Regions from separate parts of the Homo sapiens genome. Here region 2 is linked to region 1. Evidence: read pairs that join two places in POLR2A ChIA-PET (ENCODE). Cell type or tissue: PC-9. All regions are shown on one strand. Each heading gives the region's core, and the rest is flanking DNA. Links, peaks and the distances in the headings are about the cores only. Region 1 has its middle 15 kb from the start of WASF2. Region 2 overlaps SLC9A1 (solute carrier family 9 member A1).

The links. ChIA-PET counts read pairs that join two places held together with the same protein. Peaks named below come from ENCODE experiments on the same cell type or tissue, not always from the same donor. Only the 100,000 strongest peaks of a DNase experiment are listed, where the experiment ranks them.
Region 2: POLR2A ChIA-PET joins it to region 1 with 7 read pairs; 3 of 35 experiments call an interaction of 5 or more read pairs at or near these places.

The regions. Positions count from the first base shown.
Region 1 is chr1:27,499,715-27,510,260 of GRCh38, reverse strand. No RefSeq gene overlaps it. Among named protein-coding and RNA genes, the nearest start is that of WASF2, 15 kb to the right of the region's middle. RefSeq lists enhancers at 4,865-5,451, 5,452-6,037, 6,038-6,625. In PC-9, for the core only: no CTCF peak of the experiment used is centred there; no DNase peak of the experiment used is centred there.
Region 2 is chr1:27,135,788-27,146,333 of GRCh38, reverse strand. All of the region lies in intron 1 of SLC9A1 (solute carrier family 9 member A1), which reads left to right. Among named protein-coding and RNA genes, the nearest start is that of SLC9A1, 14 kb to the left of the region's middle. RefSeq lists a silencer at 3,582-3,641 and enhancers at 8,013-8,824, 10,421-10,490. In PC-9, for the core only: no CTCF peak of the experiment used is centred there; DNase peaks (open chromatin) are centred at 1,753, 3,683 and 4,523; H3K4me3 peaks cover 858 bases; H3K27ac peaks cover 2,878 bases.

The DNA.
Region 1 (10,546 bases), core at 1,213-9,212:
CAAAGTGCTATGACTACAGGTGTGAGCCACTCTTCCCGGCCTAAGCAAAGATTTCTGAGGCATTGAAAGCACTAACCATAAAACAAAATTATCAGGCAGTGGGGGAAACATTCAAGACAGAGAAAACAGTATATGTGAAAGCCCAGAGGGGAGAAGGGGAAAGGTGTGTTGGAAGAGCTGAGGAAAGGCCAGAAGAAGCAAAGTCAGGGAGACAGTGAAGTGAGAGAAGGGCCAAGAGGTTGGAAACAAAGGTCAGGGATAATGTGACTTTAACCAGGGTTTGCAAAAACCTAATATTACCCTCTTTGACGTGCTCAGGACTACAAGGTGTTGCCTACACAAAAAGGAGAATAAAAGGGAACACGCCCCCCTTCTCCCAGCTCAGCAACAAGGCAAGGCCAGGCTTGGATTCTGCTTCTTTGCAATCAAGATATAGTTTTTTTACAACTTGAAAAGTCACTTAATCCAGGTGCCAGGATGAGGTGGGGCATTGCAGGTGGGGACTCGGGCTGTTAGGCCCCGTCCTGCCAGGCCCAGCCCTGGTCTTAGAGGAGCTGGAGTTTGCCAGCTCCCACCCACGCCTCAGCTCCTGCTATAGCCCCACCCCACCCCTGCTCAGCACCTGGACCTCCTCATCTCCTCTTCCCTCTCTCCCTCTCTTGGAGGGCTGACAAGTCCCACAGGAAAGAAAGAGCTCAGAGGTCAGGAGTTTCCTCCACCTACTCGCACTCCCACATACATCCCAATATACCCCAAAACAGAGCTGGAGTGGGGGGCCTCAGGCAACCAAGTACCCACAGAGTTCAGCTGTCTCATCAGTCAGGCCTCTTCCCTGCAAGGCGCTCAGGAAAGACTGACGGTGGTGACTCCATTCAATTCAACCAACATTGAGTACCTGCTGCATGCCAGGCCCTGTGCTAGAGTTAAGAAGGGTGTTGTTCCCACTCTCTGGGAACTCTTGGGGCAGTGGGGGAAAGATGGTGCACACAGCCAACAGTATTACACGTGCTTTATAGTGGTGCAAAGTGCAATTGAGTATACAAAGTGAGACTGATTTCACTTGGGGAATGGTGAGTGGATATCAAGGAAAATTTCCTCTGAGCAGTGACATCTGAGCTGGGCCATAACAAATCAGTAAGACTGCCAGTAAGAAAAGGTCTTTGAGGCCAGGCATGGTGGCTCATGCCTTTAACCCTAGCACTTTGGGAGGCTGAGGTGGGAGGACTGCTTGAGGCCAGGAGTTCAAGAGCAACCTGGCCAACATAGCGAGACCGTCTCTAAAGGAAACAAAAAGGAGCCAGGCGCGATGGCTCATGCCTGTAATCCCAGCACTTTGGGAGGCCAAGGCGGGCGGATCACGAGGTCAGAAGATCGAGACCATCCTGGCCAACATGGTGAAACCCCGTCTCTACTAAAATACAAGAAAAAAAAATTAGCAGGGCATGGTGGTGGGTGCCTTGTAGTCCCAGCTACTCGGGAGGCTGAGGCAGGGGAATCACTTGAACCTGGGAGGCGGAGGTTGCAACGAGCTGAGATCATGCCACTGCACTCCAGCCTGGTGACAGAGCAAAACTCTGTCTCAAAAATTAAAAAAAAAAAAAAAAAAGAAGTGCTCCTTTTGGCAGAGGAAAGTATAAGAATTATAGTGACTACCAGGAGTGTGAGGTAGTTTGCTCAGCACCTTATGTATTCATTTAATTGTCACGATGACTTTGTGAAATTGTGTAATTATGGCCATTCTCCAGATGTGGCAGCTGAGGCTTTGAGACACACAGCTAGTAAGCGGCAAAACTGGGATTTCAACTCAGTGCTGTCTGCTTCCATGAGTTGAACTTCTGCCACCTAGAGTAGCCTGAGCAAAGGACATGTGGCAACTTGAGCAGAGGGCCATGAGGTGAGGGCTGGAGGGCCTCACCATGAGGTGAGGCAGGGGTTGGGTTGGGGGAGCCTTGGTTGAGGAGTGTGGGCTTTATCCAGAGAGCAATGGCAGTGGGGGGCGGTATGGGAGGTTCACTAATGGGGGTGTGGGGTAAAGAAAGATGATGCTTACGATTAGCTTTCTGTTTTCAGAGGCCCTCTTTGAAGAGAAGAAATTAGAGGCAGAGAAACCTGTGTGGGAGTGGCTGTAAAAATCCAAGAGAAAGATGGGGGTTGAGGGATGAAGAGGAAGGTAGGCATCTGGGAGATACCGAGCGGAACCTGGGGACTGATTGGTTCCAGTGGACAAGTGGAGGGAGGAGTCCAAGCTGATGTCCCAGGATTTTGCCTGTGTGCTCCAAAAGGAACCCCAATTATTAGGTTTTGTATTTCGTTTTGTTTTTTGTTTTTTGAGATAGGGTTTCACTCTGTCTCCCAGGCTGGAGTGCAGTGGCGCGATCAGGGCTCACTGCAGGCTCGACTTCTCCCCAGGCTCAGGTGATTCTCCCACATCAGCCTCCTGAGTAGCTGAGACTACAGGTGTGCTCCACCATGCTCGCTCATTTTTTGAAATTTTTGTAGAGATGGGGTCTTGCCATGTTGCCCAGGCTGTTCTGGAACTCCTGGGCTCGAGCGATCCACCCACCTTGGCCTCCCAAAGTGCTCAGATTACAGGCATAAGCCACCATGCCCAGCCTTGGCTACTTTTTTTTATTTTTATTTTTATTTTTTTTTGAGATGGAGTCTTGCTCTGTCACCCAGGCTAGAGTGCAATGGCGCGATCTCGGCCTCCTGGGTTCAAGCAATTCTCCTGCCTCAGCCACCTGAGTAGCTGGGATTACAGGCACGTGCCACCATGCCCAGCTAATTTTTGTATTTTTAGTAGAGACGGGGTTTCACCATGTAGGTCAGGCTCAAACCCCTGACCTCATGATCCACCTGCCTTGGCCTCCCAAAATGCTAGGATTACAGGCGTGAGCCACTGCGTTCGGCCAATTTTTTAAATTTTTTGTAGAGATGGGGTCTCGCAGGCCAGGCGTGGTAGCACACACCTGTAGTTCCAGCTACTCAGGAGACTGAGGTGGGAGCCTGGGAGGTTGAGGCTACAATGAACCCTGATTGTGCCACTGTACTCTAGTCTGTGCAAGAGAGTGAGACCCTGTCTCAAAAAAAAAAAAAAAAAAAAAAAAAGCCGGGTGCAGTGGCTCACACTTATAATCCCAGCACTTTGAGAGGCCAAGGCAGGCAGATCATTTAAGATCAGGAGTTCAAGATCAGCCTGGTCAACATGAGAGATGGGGTCTATGTTGCCCAGACTGGTATTAAACTCCTGGGCTCAAGCAATCCTCCTGCCTTGGCCTCCCAAAATGCTGGGATGAGAGGCATAAGGCACTGCGTCCAGCTCCAGTAATTAGTTTTTAACAACATACTGGGCACCCGCTAGCCGCCTACCATGACTCAGCCCCACATGTGGCACCTGCAAAATTCACTCCTGATGGGTGCTTTATTCTCCTCCAAATACTCATTTATATTCATCACCTATTTGTGTATGTATTTATCTAACATATATGGAGCACCTGCTGTATGCCAGATGCTGTGCCGGGAACCGGGGATACATCAGGGCACAAACTAAACCCGTGTCATTAGTGATGTAATGGTTATAGCCGGCGGTCTGCATTTGAATCCTGATTTGCAACTTATTTGTGGTGAGTCCTGGCTCAGCCTCCAACTTGCTGTGACTTCAGGTGAGTGAGTGAACCTCTCATTGTCTGTTTCTTCATCTGTAAGATGGCGATACCAACAGTACCTACCATGCAGATTAAATGGGTTAAATGTAAAGTCCTGGGCCCCGGGTCAGCATTTGACATTAGCTATTATTAGAGTTTACATTTTAACGAGGATCCAATTGCACAATTAATTATTTAATTCATTATTATTATTATTGAGACGGAGTCTTGCTCTGTTGCCCAGGCTAGAGTGCAGTGGCGCGATCTTGGCTCACTGCAAACTCCGTCTCCTGGATTCAAGCGACTCTCCTGCCTCAGCCTCCTGAGTAGCTGAGACTACAGGCGTGTGCCACCATGCCTGGCTAATTTTTGTACTTTTAGTAGAGACGGGGTTTCACCATTTTGGCCAGGCTGGTCTCAAACTCCTGGCCTCAGGTGATCTGTCTGCCTCAGCCTCCCAAAGTGCTGGGATTACAGGTGTGAGCCACCGCCACCCCTGACCTATTTAATTTATTTTTATTTTTATGTTTGAGACAGGGCCTCACTCCGTCACCCAGGCTGGAGTTCAGTGGCACAGTTACAGCTCACTGCAGGTCACTCCTCAACCTCCCAGGCTCAATCCATCCTACCACCTCAGCCTCCCGAGTAGCAGGGACTACAGGCACATGCCACCATGCCCAGCTAATTTATTTTTTGTAGAGACAGGGTTTTGCCATGTTGCCCAGGCTGGTCTTGAACACCTGGCTTCAAGTAATCCTCCCACCTCAGCCTCCCAAAGTGTTGGGATTACAGGCCTGAGGCACCACACTGGCCAATTATTTAATTATGTACAACCATGATAAATACAGCACTGCCGTCTTTTTTCTTCTGAAGGTGCCTCCTTCAGAAGTTGAGGGCAGGTTTTAGAGCAGGTGATGGTCCCACTGAGCTGAGCTGAGTGAGTTGGGGCTGGCCAGGGAAAGCATGAGGGAGGGAGGGGTGGTCGAGGCAAAGGGCACAGTGAGAAGGCAGACCCGCAGGTGGAAGGAGGCGCTGAGAGCTTTGTATTTCCAGAACTTTACTTGGAGCCTCAAAACAGTGCTGAGAAGTAGGTCAGGCAGATACTATGCCCCCATTTTACAGAAACGGCACTAAGGCCCAGAGAGGAACAATGACTTAGCAGGTCTGTGACAGAGGAGGCTCCGTCAATGTTCTGCCAGCTGATCCAGGGGGCTGGAGAGGACAGGCCTGAGAAGAGGCCTTTGTCCCTTTGCCGGCTGGGGCGGGAGCAGCAGAAGCTGAGGCTGCAGCTGGCCACCAGCAGCTGTGGTGGCCAGAGCTGCATTCCTTCCCCTGCCAGTGAGCAAGTCCAGGCTTATGGCAGGGGCTGGGAATTTTCTTTTTGTCTTTTAAAAAAAAAGCACTTTAGTCAACATTAAGTTGTGACTTCAAACAGACACAGCTCCTAAGTGTCCTCCCCAGCCCTAGTTCTCTCCAACTCCCCAGGGTAAGCCCCCAGGCAGCCAAGTTTCTGGGAAAGGCAGGAGGCCTGGACTTGGAGTCCAAAGACTGTGGTGAGCCTTGGCTCAGACTCCCGCTTGCTGTGTGACCTCAGGCAGGTCACCACCCTCTCTGGGCCTGAGTGTCCTCTGCAAAACAGGGAAGGGAGGGTTGGATGACATAAGGTGGGGTGGGGAGCCCAGCAGCTGGCCCCAGCCAGTGGCAACACAGCTCTGCTGCTCTCCAACTTTGAGGCAGTGGGGCCTTGGGGGTCCGGAAGCTGGGGACAGGCAGCCTTTCATCTCTGCTGGCCCAGGGTCGCTGCAGGTTGGCAGGCCCCACATCCCGAGATCGCGTTTCAGGCTGGAAGGGGCCTTCCTGTGACCTCAGCCGGCCAGGCCTGCCCCTGCCTCCCTCCTCCCCATTCTCACCAGAGGGAAGCAGGCAGTATCCCGCCCAAGGTCACCAGCCAGCAAGTGGCTGTCCTTCGGCCTGCCCTTCCCTCCCACCCGAGCCAGCCCCCACCGGCCTCCCACTGTAAAGCCTCAGGTCTCCTGGGCCATTAGGAATCTGCCAGGCGAGGCGTGGTCTTTTTCCTCTCTCTTGTTTCTTGGCTTGTTTTCCCAGTTCTCCAACAGCCGCCTCCTGCAAAAGCCTCTGGGTGCGTGTACAGGAATATTTTTCTTTAAAAAAAAAGAGAGAGAGAGAGAGATTGAAGAAAGACAGAGAAATACAGCAGAGTTTGGGTAAAAAAGCAAGCAACTCCTTAATCCTTTCCCTGTAACCTCTGGCTTCTCAGCTGGGTTGGCCCCAGGCACTGGGAAGGCAGGCTTTGCTGGGGTGAGAGGCCTGGGCTTGTACCCCACCGCCCCCTCCTCACCCGCCTCTGTTCTCCGGGGTTTGGTCTGACTTTTGGAGCCAGGAGGAGACGAGCTGCAGGGCTCAGCAGGGCTGGGAACACATGGGGGTGCTGAGGGGCTTGGCTGGGACTTTGCCCCCTGCCCACTTGGCCACCTTCTATGGAGGCTACAGGATCCGAATATTTCACCCATAACTCATTCCCTCTCTTCCTGCTTTCGTTCCTTTATCCTCTGTCTTCGGAATCACTGGCCTGTCCAGTGCTAGCTCCCTGAGTGCCATCTCCCATCCCTGCACCCTGTCACCCCACACGGGGCTTGGCTTTCTTGTTTTGTGAAAGTCATACACTTTCACACTTTGTCTTTATCCAGTCAGACCCCTCTGTAGAGGTGGCACTCAGTGTCCTGCCCTTTGTCCTGTCTGAGGAACCAACCCCTAATTATCTGTTGTAGTCACAGTTCCTGGGTCCATGCCTGACATATAGGAGGTATGTTGGGGTGCTTCTCGAATGAATAAATTCAAATCATAAATAGGTCGCTCAAAATATTCAGAGTGAGCTGGGCGCGGTGGCTCACGCCTGTAATCCCAGCACTCTGAGAGGCCGAGGCAGGCAGATCACGAGGTCAAGAGATCGAGATCATCCTGGCCAACATGGTGAAACCGCGTCTCTACTAAAAATACAAAAATTAGCCAGGCGTGGTGGTGCGCACCTGTAGTCCCAGCTACTTGGAAGGCTGAGGCAGGAGAATTGCTTGAACCCGGGAGGCGGAGACTGCAGTGAGCCGAGATCGCGCCACTGCATTCCAGCCTGGACAACAGAGCCAGGCTCCATCTCAAAAAAAAAAAAAAAAATTCAGAGTGATCCTGCAAAAGGGACATTTGATTGTGACATATCTCTGTTAGAACTCTTCCATGCCTCCCCAGCACCCCCAGAATCCAGTCCAATCCTCTGTCTCCACCTCTCCCCACTCACCAGCCCTCATCAAAGGATGTCCTTTTCCCCCAGTGAGCCATCATTTTTTCTCTTGCCTCTGGGCCTTTGCACATGAAATTCCAACCACCTGCCTGCCTCTCCCGGCTGTCTCAAACCTGTTCCCTTGTCAGATTCAAGGAGCAGAACACACAAGTGTTCAGAGCCCAGCAAAGCAGGGATACTCAAGACTTTTTTTTCAAATGGTTTGACATTCAATAATTTTTAAAAATCACTGAAATAGGCTGGGTGCGGTGGCTCATGCCTATAATCACAGCACTTTGGGAGGCGGGCGGATCACCTGAGGTTAGGAGTTCGAGACCAGCCTGGCAAACATGGTGACACCCTGTCTCTACTAAAAATACAAAAATTAGCCGGGCATGGTCGTGGGTGCCTATAATCCCAGCTACTCCAGTGGCTGAGGCAAGAGAATTGCTTGAACCTAGGAGGTGGGGGTTGCAGTGAGCCGAGATCCAGCCACTGCACTCACTCCGGCCTGGGCAACAGAGTGAGACTTCATCTCAATAAAACAAGCAAACAAAAAATCACTGAAATAGTGCTCATGGGAAAATTCAGAACTTTATTGGAGCTTCTTGGTCTTATTTTCTGGTGAGTTTTGTTTTTATGTTGAATTTATACCTAGGTTGGTATGGCACTAGGTGACACGATCTGGCTCTGGTCTTTAAGTCTCAGCCTAGATGTCAACTACTCCTCTACTGACTCCTCCAGACCGGTTTAGGTCTCTTCCTGGTGCTCCCGAAGCCCTTCTTCTTTTTTTTTTTTGTAGAGATGGGATTCTCACTATGTGCTGGGATTACAGGCATGAGCTGCCACACCTAACCCCCTATGGATTTTTTATATCCATATTTTTGTTTTGCTTATTCCTTTTCATTTCCTTGCCCCAAGTCTGTAAGCTCCCTGAGGGCCTAATATTTTTCTTTTTCTTTTTTTTTTTTTTGAGACGGAGTTTTGCTCTTGTTGCCCAGGCTGGAGTGCAGTGGTGCGATCTCGGCTCACCCCAACCTCCACCTCCCGGGTTCAAGTGATTCTCCTGCCTCAGCCTCCTGAGTAGCTGGGATTATAGGCATGCGCCACCATGCCCAGCTAATTTTGTATTTTTCGTAGAGATGGGGTTTCTCCATGTTGGTCAGGCTGGTCTCGAACTCCCAACCTCAGGAGATCCACATGCCTTGGCCTCCCAAAGTGCTGAGATTTGGGATTACAGGCATGAGCCACTGCACTCGGTCAATATTTTTCTACTTCTTTTTTTTTTTTTTTTTTGAGGTGGAGTTTGCTCTTGTTGCCCAGGCTAGAGTGCGATGGCGTGATCTCGGCTCACCACAACCTCTGCCACGTGGGTTCAAGCGATTCTCCTGCCTCAGCCTCCCGACTAGCTGGGATTACAGACATGTGCCACCATGCCCGGCTAATTTTGTACTTTTAGTAGAGAACGGGGTTTCTCCATGTTTGTCAGGCTGGTCTTGAACTCCTGACCTCAGGTGATCCACCCGCCTCGGCCTCCCAAAGTGCTCGGATTACAGGCTTAAGCCACCGCGCCCAGCCATATTTTTCTACTTCTATACCTGCAGTGCCTAGTATGGAACCTAACATAAAACTGACCCAAGACATGTTACTCTCCAGTCGTTTCTTTTTTTTTTTTATTTCTTCTAAAAAAAATGGGATACATGTGCAGAACGTGCAGGTTTGTTACATAGGCATTCGTGTGCCACGGTGGTTTGCTGCACCTACTGATCCATCCTCTAAGTTCCCTCCCCTCACCCTCCAAACCTCAAACAGGCCCTGGTGTGTGCTATTCCCCTCTCTGTGTCCATGTGTTCTCAATGTTCAACTCCCACTTATGAGTGAGAACATGCGGTGTTTGGTTTTCTGTTCTTGTGTTAATTTGCTGAGGATGATGGCTTCCAGCTTCATCCATGTCCCTGCAAAGGACATGATCTCATTCCTTTTTATGGCTGCATAGTATTCCATGGTGTATATGTACCACATTTTCTTTATCCAGTCTATCATTGATGGGCATTTGAGTTGGTTCCATGTCTTTGCTATTGTAAATAGTGCTGCAATAAACATACATGTGCATGTGTCTTTATAGTAGGATGATTTATTTTATTTTATTTTATTTTTTGAGACGGAGTCTTGCTCTGTCACCCAGGCTGAAGTGTAGTGGCACGATCTCGGCTCACTGCAAGCTCCACCTCCTGGGTTCACGCCATTCTCCTGCCTCAGCCTCCGGAATAGCTGGGACTACAGGCGCCCGCTACCATGCCCAGCCAATTTTTTGTATTTTTAGTAGAGACAGGGTTTCACTGCGTTAGCCAGGATGGTCTCGATCTCCTGACCTCGTGATCCGCCTACCTCGGCCTGCCACAGTGCTGGGATTACAGGCGTGAGCCACCGCGCCCGGCCAGTAGAATGATTTATATTCCTTTGGGTATATACCCAGTAATGGGATTGCTGGGTCAAATGGTATTGCTGGTTCTAGACCCTTGAGGAATTGCCACAATATCTTCCACAATGGTTGAACTAATTAACATTCTCACCAACAATGTAAAAGCGTTCCTATTTCACCACAGCCTCACCAGCATCTATTGTTTCCTGACTTTTTAATAACTGCCATTCTGGCCAGGCGCAGTGGCTCATGCTTGTAATCCCAACACTGTGGGAGGCCAAGATGGGTGGATCATGAGGTCAGGAGATCGAGACCATCCTGGCTAACACAGTGAAACCCAGTCTCTACTAAAAATACAAAAAAAAAAAAAAAAATTAGCCAGGTGTGGTGGCAGGCGCTTGTAGTCCCAGCTACTCGGGAGGCTGAGGCAGAAGAATGGCGTGAACCTGGGAGGCGGAGCTTGCAATGAGCCGAGATCGCACCACTGCACTCCAGCCTGAGTGACAGAGCGAGACTCTGTCAAAAAAAAAAAAAAAAAAAGTTAGCTGGGTGTGGTGGCACCCGCCTGTAGTCCCAGTTACTGGGGAGCCTGAGGCAGAAGAATCTCTTGAACCTGGGAGACGGAGGTTGCAGTGAGCTGAGATCACGCCACTGCACTCCAACCTGGTGACACAGCAAGACTCCGTCTCAAAAATAAATAAATAAATAAAAATAACTGCCATTCTGACTGGCGTGAGATGGTATCTCTTTGTGGTTTTGATTTGCATTTCTCTGATGGCCAGTGATGTTGAGCTTTTTTTCCTGCGTTTGTTGGCCATGTAAATATCTTCTTTTGAGAAGTGTTCATATCCTTAACTCACTTTTTGATGGGGTTGTTTTTTTCTTATAAATATGTTTAAGTTCCTTGTAGATTCCGGATATTAGACCTTTGTCAGATCAGTAGACTGAAAAAATTTTCTCCCATTCTGTAGGTTGCCTGTTCATTCTGATGATAGTTTCTTTTTTCTCTCTCTCTTTTTTTTTTTTTTTTTTTTTTTTTTAAGACGGAGTCTCCCTCTGTCTCCCAGCCTGGTGTGTGCAGTGGTGTGATCTCGGCTCACTGCAAGCTCCGCCTCCCGGGTTCACGCCATTCTCCTGCCTCAGCCTCCCGAGTAGTTGGGACTACAGGCACCCGCCACCACGCCCAGC
Region 2 (10,546 bases), core at 1,469-9,468, 360 kb after region 1:
CTCAGAGGTGGCAGCATGCAGAAAAATACAGGAGTGACGGGGAACTAGAGCTGGGGGCCTGAGGCTGTCTCTGGGAATGCCAGCCCATACACAGCCTCCTTTCCTCCTCACCGCCTCTCCCACCTGCCCCCTTTCCTCCTGAGGCAGGGAGAGAAGGCTCGCTCAGCACACCCAGGACCTGGGTTATTCCTGAGTCATCCATCGCCTGTGTGGGCCTCATTTTGCAGCACTCGCTCCCCCTGCAAATGTCTGAGTCAGGCATGTCTCCCCAAGGTTGTCTGCACACACTGCACTGGGCCAAACTGTCTCTTTAGATGCCGATAAACATCAACTGATACTTTAAAGCAGCCCGTGATTATATGTTGGTATTTTAATCTTATGGGCTAATCTAATTTTAACTGAACTAAGTTTTGGGTTGGGCCTGGATCAGTGGGCTGCCCGCCTTCCCTGGGATCATGCTGACTTCATTTTCTTCCCCCTAAAGCTCATCTAATATACAGAGCCGATTTTGGGGTCTATTAGGCCAGACCTGAGCCCTGAGTTTTTATACTACTTGCCAAGAATCCAGAGTTCCCCCCAAATTACCCCAGCAAATTCTTTCCTGAAAAGATATGTCCTTAAGCAGTTCTAACTGAGATTCAGGATGAAAAGCTCTGTTCCTTCCCAGGCCCCCTTCCCTGTCCCTTGGGAAGCACTTACCCCTAAGCCCAGACTGGCCTTGCCACAGTGCTGAGCCTGTTTGAGACCAGGCCACAGAAGGCGGAGGAGTGATATCACAGCTGTGTGTTAGAGCCCACAAGTTCACTAAACCAATAAATAGCTAACACTTGCATAGCATTTGCTGTATGCCAAGTGAAGCTGGAAGAGGCTGTGTCTTTGCATCAGCCAGCCAGGACCAAGAGCAGCTCGCTAAGATCCTGGGTGGAAGAGGCAGGTCAGCTGAAATCAGCTAGCAGGCATTTAGCATATGGCCATCAAGGAACAAAAGAAGAGTAAACCCAGGCCCTGCTCTTTAGGAGCTTCCAGCCTGCCAGGGCTGGGCGGACTCCTGGCAGAGGCAAAGTACAGAGGGAGCAAGCAGTCCCTGAGGACTGGGGTGTTTAGAGAAAGCCTCTCAAAGGAGGTGGAACATTAGTCTGAGTCTTGAAGGATGGAAAGGAATTAGATAAGCAGGCTATACTTAGTACCAATTTCCATAAGAATGTAAGCCTCTTGAGGACAGGGACTTTGTTTGTTCACTTTCTTTTTTTTTTTTTTTTTCCTTTTTCCTTTTTTTTTGAGATGGAGTCTTGCTCTTCGCCTGGGTTGGAGTGCCAGAGTGCAGTGGCGAGATCTCAGCTCACTGCAACTTCTGCCTCCCAGGTTCAAGCAATTCTGCCTCAGCCTCCAGAGTAGCTGCAGGTTCAAGCAATTCTCCTGCCTCAGCCTCCAGAGTAGCTGGGATTACAGGCTTACATCACCACGCCCAGCTAATTTTTTGTGTTTTTAGTAGAGACGGGGTTTTGCTATGCTGGCCAGTCTGGTCTAGAACTCCTGACCTCAGGTGATCCACCCACCTTGGCCTCCCAAAGTGCGGAGATTAAAGGCGTGAGCCACCACGCCTGGCCTGTTCACTTTCTTATCTGTGCCTGGCACAGAGTAAAGGCTCCATAAATATTTGGGGAAGGAATACATGAATGAATATGTGATTGACTTCAGTGTAAAGATAGGATCCCTGCAAAGCCCTGGGGCAGACAAGAAACCAGTTTGACTGCTCAGAGAGGAGGGAGAGCAAAGGTTGCAGAGGCTCCTTGGCACCAGACTGCCAAGCCAAGGAGTTTAACTGAGCTCGCTGGGAGCGACACTCACAGAATGATGCCTTAGGCGCCAGCCAGTGTTTAAGTGGTGCTGCCTTGGCCACCTCCCTCGGCTTGGCTCTAATGGAGGGTCTGCAAGGGCATCTTCTCTGGGCCGGGTGGGGTCTCTCTGGGAAGATCTGGATCTGTTTGGTCTGCCCTCAATTTGTGTAAGTAAAAGTAAGATACCAGAGCTTCCTTGGGGAGCTGCCGAGAGCCCTAATTGAATTAAGCTTTTCCTGGGAAGATTCCTCAAGCCGTAAACTGCACTGTGACTGTGAATTAATGAGACCAGTGGCTTTAAACCATACAAGAAGGCAATCTTGTTAATTTATAGTTGTACCTGGACAGATTTACTTATGGCTTCTCTTTGCTTTAATGTGTGTTGGGAATGGGTGGGCTGGGCCAGAATCTCCTTTCTATGGCAGATTTATTTTTATAATATGAATAAATAAAACATGTCAATGGTAAAAACAAAACAACAAAAATAAAACCCAACAGTACAGAGGGTATTGAGGTGAAAGGGAAAAGTCCCCCTCATTACTTCTCTGACCACCCCCACTGTCATACATTCCAGAGGTTACCACTGTTAACTGTCTTGTCCATCTTTTTTAGAAATTCTCCATGTATATATTGAGTATGTGAGTGTGTGTGCATGCAAGGCAAATTTAGTTTTCATAAAGCCATTGCATAAAGGAAACGAGCTCTAGGCTGGTAACTGGGGACCTGGGTCTTAGTCCTAGCTCGCCTCTTTCCTGCATATTGACCTTTGCTAAGCTATGTTTGCCTTCCTGGGCCTTAGTTTCCCTATCTGTCGATTTCATCTTGAAGGGCTCTCTGGGGCTGTCCTGTGGGAAAGGCGGTCATTCCAGGGAAGCCTCTGTTCCGTTGAGGCCTAAGCAGACTGTGAGGCCCTCAGATGGGGAATTCCACAGCTCTATCCTTTGGGAGTGGGCCAGTGCTGTCATTGAGCCCTGGCTTCAAAGCACAGGGCTTTGTACAAGTACAGATCACGGTCATCTCTAAGTCCAGCTGAGGGTTACAAGGTTGAAGAAATGAGCCCACAGGGAGTCAGCTTTCTTGCTGGGGAAGTGAGACAACATACAAGGGAGAAAGCACAGGTGGGAAATTGTGTGGTTCAGGCTGGATGCTTGGGGGAATCAGAGGAGAGGAGAGATGAGGGAAGCTTCTTGAAGGAGGCGGCCTTGAGAGGTGGGCCAGGGGTAGAAGAGGAACATCATTCAGGAGGGGTTGCTAAGGGATTCTGGTGTAGGTGAGAGGATGGACTGGATGATCTGTTGTTCTAGGATCTAGGTTTCTAAGATTGTTTCTGAGTCCATGATAAAGTTTGTGGAGCTCCCAAAATAGTCTGCAGACAGTTGTATATATGTGATTTTATCAAGGGAGAAGGCCCATGATAGACTCAGATTTTTTTTTTTTTTTTTTTTTTTTACACAGTTGATTGTCAGTGTGTAAGCCACAGATTCTGAAGGTTAAGAGCTTCTGCCTTTTGTGTGGTGGGAACTTGAAGAAGGGTAGAGGACTAACTGGTCTGGGATGAATCCTTGGAGGAGGTGGTACTTAATTCTGGGATGAGTGGGGTTTGCCTGTGGGACTGCAGAATACCTTCCAGGCAAGGAGAAGGACCCCAGAGTGAGTAAGCTGTGTCCTGAGAGAAGGGAAGGGGAAATGAGTCCTTAAAGTAGAGAAAAACTTTTCTAAGTTGGAAATCAAAGCAGATGCAACATGCTCCGCCTACACTGTGCAGCAGGGAAGGTACTGGCTTCTTTATGCCCTCTGGGTCTGCTGGGTTGCCATGGTGAGCCCAGCTCACACACAGTAGGTGACTCAGGCCACCTGCCCATTTCCCTAAAGCGGCTAGGGCCCAGGCACACCTCTGAGGCTCTGCTAGTGGGGAAGCAACCACCTTTGAGGCAGCAGACGCAAGAGAAAGCCTCTGAAGGTGGACAGGCTTTGAGGATGCAGCTAGGAAGCCCTGACTGGCCTCTGCTGTTTCCTGGACTGAAGGTCCCTGTTCTCTGTTCTCACTCTGCTTCTAGGAATGAAAGTATAGAATATTCTAATTCTAGAATGTTAGAGATGGAAAAATCCTTATCATAGCTTGTAACCCCCAGGCCCAAAGGGAAATGGAGATGTTTTGATCAAGTTCTCTGTTTTTCCAGTTGAGGCCCAGAGAGGATTGGCCCCAGGCCACTCGTGAATTAATGGCAGAGTCAGTCTTCTTCCCTGCTCTGTTAACTAACTCAGGAGTCCCTAGGCAGTAAGACCTGGACAGTGGACCGAGAGGAGGGGCTGTGGTTTTTGGCTTGGATATTGGTAGCATTGGCAAACCTCAGTTCTTCCAGTGGGCCCTTTAAGCCTAAAGAAGGGCAGCTTCCTCCTGGGGTATCTATTAGGGAGCTGTCCTTGGCAGAGAAACCATTGGTCCTTACACTGGTCCTTACAGGGGAGCCAAGTACAGGTCTTGGGACCTCTGAGACAGCCCAGAGGCTTCTGCCTTCACCCATTGAATCCCTCAGGTCGTGTAGTCCATCACAAGCCAATGTTGAACTTGGGTGCTGTGCTTTTTATAGCATCTTTGCCATCAAGCCAGGGAATAAGATCTTATCTCCCCGGTGGCCAGGACCCACAGGAATCTGGATGCTGTACCAGGTAGGCGTTATGCCAGCATGAGGCGGGGCCAACTCACCTAACTGGGCAAAGCCTAAGACTCAGGTTACAGCAAGATGGGGGAGGGGAGCAGGCACCCTACCCCACCCGCTTCCCTGACTGAGCACTGCCTGCCTGGCTGGTGGAAGGTGCAGAGATGCATGAGAACTGCTTCTTTTACCAAGCTCAACGACTTGTTTGAGAAATGCGGTACAGATGCAAAACAGTCAGACAGTAGAAAGGGGGTGTGATTTGAAGTGCAGATGGAATTCTACGGGAGTTTAGAGGTGGGAGAGAGAATTTCGTACCTGGGAAGATCCCAGTAGGCTGTGCAAGTGACCACTGAGCTAGGCCTTGAAGTATATGTAGGATTTAGATGAGATACTTGAATGAAATCTCACTGGGCACAGCCAGAAGCTTCTACTTGGGGCAGAACCTCTGGATTGCAGAAGAATGTCCCAGAGCAGTTCCCTTTGGAAACATGCCCACAGGCATGGTGGTTAGAAAAACAAGCTTTGCAGCTTGACAGACCTGGGTTCAAATCTCAGCTCTACTACTTTGTAGCACCGTGACCTTGGGCAAGTCACTTATCCTGTTTTAAAAAAATTTTTTTTAATTTTTTATTTTGAGATGGAGATTCTCTCTGTCACCCAAACTGGAGTACAGTGGCACAATCTTGGCTCACTGCAACCTCTGCCTCCCTGCTTCAAGCGATTCTCCTGCCTCCCGAGTAGCTGGGATTACAGGCTTGTGCCACCACGCCTGGCTAATTTTTGTATTTTTAGTAGAGATGGGGTTTTGTCATGTTGGCCAGGCTGGTTTTGAACCCCTGACCTCAAGTGATCCCCCCAGCTTGTCCTCCCAAATTGCTGGGATTACAGGCGTGAGCTGCCGTGCCTGGGCTGTGGAGGTGACCCGCCTGGTGTCATATAGCCTGACTGTGGCAGAGCTGAAGCTGGACTCCAGGACTTCCCCTTCCAAGTCCTGTGCCATTTCTCCTACATAACATTTATGTTATGTTACCCCACCTAGCTGGAGTAGCAAGACTGATCGTCTGAAACATTTAATGAGCAAAGGGTGATTTTGTATGACAACTTGATGTGTAGCTATAAAAGCACTCAATTTTGCAGAACAGATGATGGTTTTAAAAATAGTCCCAGCTATGATAAGTGCTAGGTGAGTGATGCCAGTATTAAGGGGAAAAGGTGTGCCCTTTTTAAGCTACATCACCCTGTCTGAGCCTCAGTTTCCCCAGTCTAAAGGGGGGTGATGTCTGTAAAGCCCTGAGCACATTGTAAGTGCTCACTAATGGGAGTTGCTACTATTCCTGGAGCCTTAAAGGAAGAGGTGAGGGTGGGGTCAAGCACTGGAGGATGGTTTTAGGTATATGGACTGGAGGGCATTGGGGTGAGCTGAGTACTGAGGTTAGGGGTGCAAATGAGACCATTAGCTGAATTGTCTGAGCTCGTTCTTTAGTTGGGAGGTGGGGAGACACATGTTCAGCAAATGGATTCGTGCTGATAAATACTGTACTGAAGATGGAAAGATGGATAAATATAATCCCAGCCTCAAGGGAGAGGCTGGCATGTAAACAGGCACTTGTGATGTGCTGTGAAGTGCTGCAGCAGGAGCCTGCAGAGCTGTGGGTGTGCGGGAGGGAGGAGTGGAGGTGGGTGGGTCAGGAAAGGCTTCCCAGAGCTTTGAGCTGGGTCCTGAAGGTTAAGAATGAGTGTTTTGGCCAGGTGCGGTGGCTCACACCTGTAATCCCGGCACTTTGGGAGGCTGAGATGGGCGGATCACTTGAGGTCAGGAGTTCCAGACCAGCCTGGTCAACATGGTGAAAGCTCATCTCTACTAAAAATACAAAAATTAGCCAGGTGTGATGGTGCAAGTCTCTAATCCCAGCTACTTGGGAGGTTGAGACAGGAGAATGGCTTGAACCCAGGAGGTGGAGGTTGCTGTGAGCCGAGATCGCCTCACTGCACTCTAGCCTGGGCGACAGCGAAACTCTGTTTCAAAAAAAAAAAAAAACAATGAGTGTGCTTAGCTCACATAGAGGGGAGAACTGGAGAAGGGCACAGAGATGTGAATGACACAGAGCCACAGATCATGCAGAACCATTGACCTTTGCTTCTAAAACTCATTGGGATGTTTCCAACCCTTCCACCTCACCCCCAAACACGCCTCACTCACCTGTTTTGCTGGGCAGAGAAGCTAACTGCACCTGTGGGGCACTGAGCACCTGTGATGGCTGTCGCCCTGGTATAGGCAGTGAGGACAGAGCTACCTACCACTTACTGAGACCCTGCCAGTGCCTGGCTTTGTGCTCAGGGCTTCGCATAGTGCATCATTGCCTTCTGCACTATGTGACGGCCCCGAAGGGTGCGAGTCATGGTATCTAGCTTTATTTAGCTTACAGCTACTTTAGGAAAGTGAAACAGGGAATAATTAAGTGCTCGAGGATTGCTGTGCTGTTGCCTCAAAGAACAGGAGACCTTTAGGAAGGGGAGAAATGTGGCTGGAATGAACATGGAGCAGAGATCTTTGTGCAGACACCTTCACCAGACCCTTCTAAGAGGGAGGGAAGGTGACCAATCAGGCAATGGCCGTGACACCGGTTAAGGCTCTTTGCAGGCTCTGAGTACTAGGTATGGGCAGGCACCTGTTGGGGAGCCCAGCCAGCTGCAGGAAAAGTCTGGGTGAGGAGTCAGTGAGAAATAAGACAGTAGGTGGGCGGGGCTGGATGAAGCATCTGGAACTCCAGAGGGGTGTAGACTTGGCCAGGGCTCCTCAGACTGGTGGCAAACACAACCACACCTGTCAAAGGCTTGCCTCTTCACTCCATCTTCTCCAACCCGGGTGATTCCCGGGCCTCCTGAATGGTCTTGCGGCTCCACTGCTGTCTGCCTGCAGGCAGCTCTCCCCAGAGCAGCCGCAGGGAGCTTTGAGACCTGTAAACCAGAGCATGGTGTTTCCCCTGCTGAAAACCTTTCAAATGCTTCCTGATGAACTTGGGAGAAAATGCAAGGAAAGTGTGGCCCACCCCTTTCTCCACTTCATGCCCCACTACCCTTTCCCTGTTCCAGTCGCACCGGCCTTCCTGTGTCCCTAACGCACATCTGCCTTGCCAGGCCTGTTCCTCCATACAGCTGTGGCATTTGCTCGATCCCCAGCCTGGAGCACTGCCCATAGACTGCCTCGCGCCGGTGCTCTCCTTCAGGCCCTAGATCAAACGTCATCTCTTCAGAGAGGCCTCCCTGACTGTCCAGTCTAACGGGCAGCACACGCCCCACCAGCTGCCTCTACCCCCATGTCAGACACTATTCTGGATCTGAGGACACAGCCAGGAACAAGACAGAAGAGGCTCCTGATGTCAGGGGGCTCCCATGCCAGCATGGAGCATTGGATGTGGACAAAGCAGTGTCAGGTAGTGGTAAGTGTCCTGAAGAAGGCAGACATGAGGGAGAGGTGGGGCTGCTGGATGGCCAGCAAGGGTTCTCTAAGGAGCTGGTGTCTGAGCTGAGACCCAAAGGACAAGAAGAGCTCATCTTCCAAAGACCAGGGCCCCTGAGGGGGGTGTGCTTGAGGAACCTGAAGTGCGGGGGAAGAGGGGAAGCATGGTGTGAGAATGGAGAAGAGGGCAGGGGCCAGATCATGCCAGGCCCGTGGGCCTGGGGCTAGGATTCATGGTGCTGTGTGGCACCATCAAAGGCTCTTGAGTAGCATGACATGGTCTGACCTGGGGAGGGATGTGCGGACAGCCTGGGAGTGCGATAGAGTCGGCTCAGGCCCTGGGCTGGCCCCACTCAGTGTCCTGCCTGCCAGCAGCTCAAGCTGGGTCTATGAGGGCAACAGAGTAAAGCTTCCCGACAGGCACCACTGGCCAAGCCAGCAGTGGGATGGAAGCTCCAGCCTAGGAGAGCTGCTAGCAGGGAGGGGCGAGCAGGACGCTGGAGCAGAGTGGGCGTGGAGTCAGGGGCACATTGGGGAGGGAGGGGCTGAGTGGGCACCAGGCTCTGCTGGACTCCTGCTGGCCACCCCTCCCTTGCTGAGCCTCAGCGCCTGCAGGCAAACAGTCACCAGACCTGTCATGTGGGAGGCGTGGCATTGCTGAACACCAGGGTTGGACATGCGTGTTCCCTGCTGAACCCTATGGTCGTGGCCTGGGGAGTTGTCAGGTCAGGAAAGGGCAGACCTAGAATCAGAACCAGACTTTAGCACTGGGAGGGATCCTAGAGACTGCAGAAGTCCAGGAGGAGAAGATAAGGGGTTAGGGAATCAAAAGACCAGGACTGAAACCCCCCTCCCCCACTTGCAACTTTGTGGTCCCCATGTGCAAAGGTGTGGAGGTTAAATGAGAATGCTGAGGCGAGCACCTAGCAGTAAGGGCTTCTAAATGTCTGACATGATGACAGAGCCCGGCCCATCCCCCTCAGCTCACAGAGGAAGCAGAGGCCAGGGCGGAAGTGACTTGCTTAAGGGCCACAGAGCTGCATTGAGCTCAGCTCCCCGACCTCTAGTCCAGGCTCTCCTGTGATGCTATAAGTGGTCCTTCTTCCCACATCGTTCCCTCCGCAGAGGTGAGGCGGCCTCCTGCCTGTCCCACTTTCTTTTCAGCCTGCCTCTGAGCACCTACCATGCAGCAGACACAGTTGCGTGGTTGGTGGTTCCCACCCTGGAAGCGCTGGCACTGACACTTGTGTGTGGGAGACAGACATGTAAACAACTAAAACACAAGGCAGGCTGAAGTGCCGCAGGGACACAGCACGTTGCAGGTGGGCCCTGGGGGCAGATGGGGCTCCATCTGGCACTACCACTTACAATGGAATGGCAACGAGGCCCAAACCTAAGTTAGAACAGATCAAGAGGGCCTTGGATTCAATGCAGAGAAGTGTGGGCTCTTTCCTGAAGATGGGGGAACTGCAGAGGTTCTGGAGGAGCCATGACCATGACTGGCCTGTGTTTAGGATGAGGGCTCTCCTGGCTGATGGAGAAGGGACTAGATGAAGCTTTTCCCCCAGTGTTCTTGGCTCTGGGAATTTTCCGCCTCCTCCTTCCATGGATAATTATCCTTCCTAAGAAACTGATCAGATGGGAAACTGCAGGAAATTGTTTGGGACGGGGATTGTGTAGGAGTTGAGGGGAGAGTGGAGAGGATGTAGCCGGAGAGGGGTATCCGTGCCAAGCAGCAGGTGGTGGCTCCCTTCAGAGGGGAGGGAGGGAAGCCTGGGCAGGGCTGGGAATTTAGAGCAGGAAGATGCAGGTGCTTCTGGGGGAGCTGAGTCCCTCAAAACTCCTGGTCTTATCCTCGGTTGAGGAGAGGGGTTAGGGTGACTGGCAGGGTCTGACTTTTCTGGGTCAACAAGAGCTGGGGAAAGTGTGAGGCAGTGTGGCCCAGTGGGCGGGGCCAAGCCCAGGCCCAGCTCTGCTTGGAAATTCCCTTATTGTGGGCCAGGGCTAGTTAGGAGTGGTGAGTGTGCACTGGGCATCCTCCCTTGGCACAGAGCAGTCCTCCTCCTGCCCCCTGCTCCCAGCAGACCCAGAGCTTGAGTCGTGGACCTGGCTGCTGTCCCCTTGCTAGTTAAGCAGCAGTTCTCCATGAGCTGAGGCTTCTGGAGAGCCAGGCTTCCCTTAGTGACTGAACCACAGGGATGTGTGCTTAGCGCTGAGGATAAGGGGGTCCCCACATCTGAAGCCAGGAGCGAGACTGCCTCTAGAGGGGCCCAGAAGGCTCTGCAGGTGGAGATTCAAGGCATCCTTCTGGGCAGTCAGGGGCCAATAGAGACTGCAGAGTCCAACAGACCTGTCTGAATCCCAGCTCTACTACCTGCCTGCTATATGCCTGTAGGCTGATTATCTGACCTGTGTCATTTTTCTGCAGATAATTCTGGGGTAACCACAGTTCTGACTTGGATCATCATCAGTTGATCTTACCTGTTCTTGAACTTCATCTGAATGGAATCATAGGTACTCTTGTGTGTCTGGCTGCTTTTGCTCAGCCTATCTGTGAGATTCCTCTTCACTGTCACATGTACCAGAGG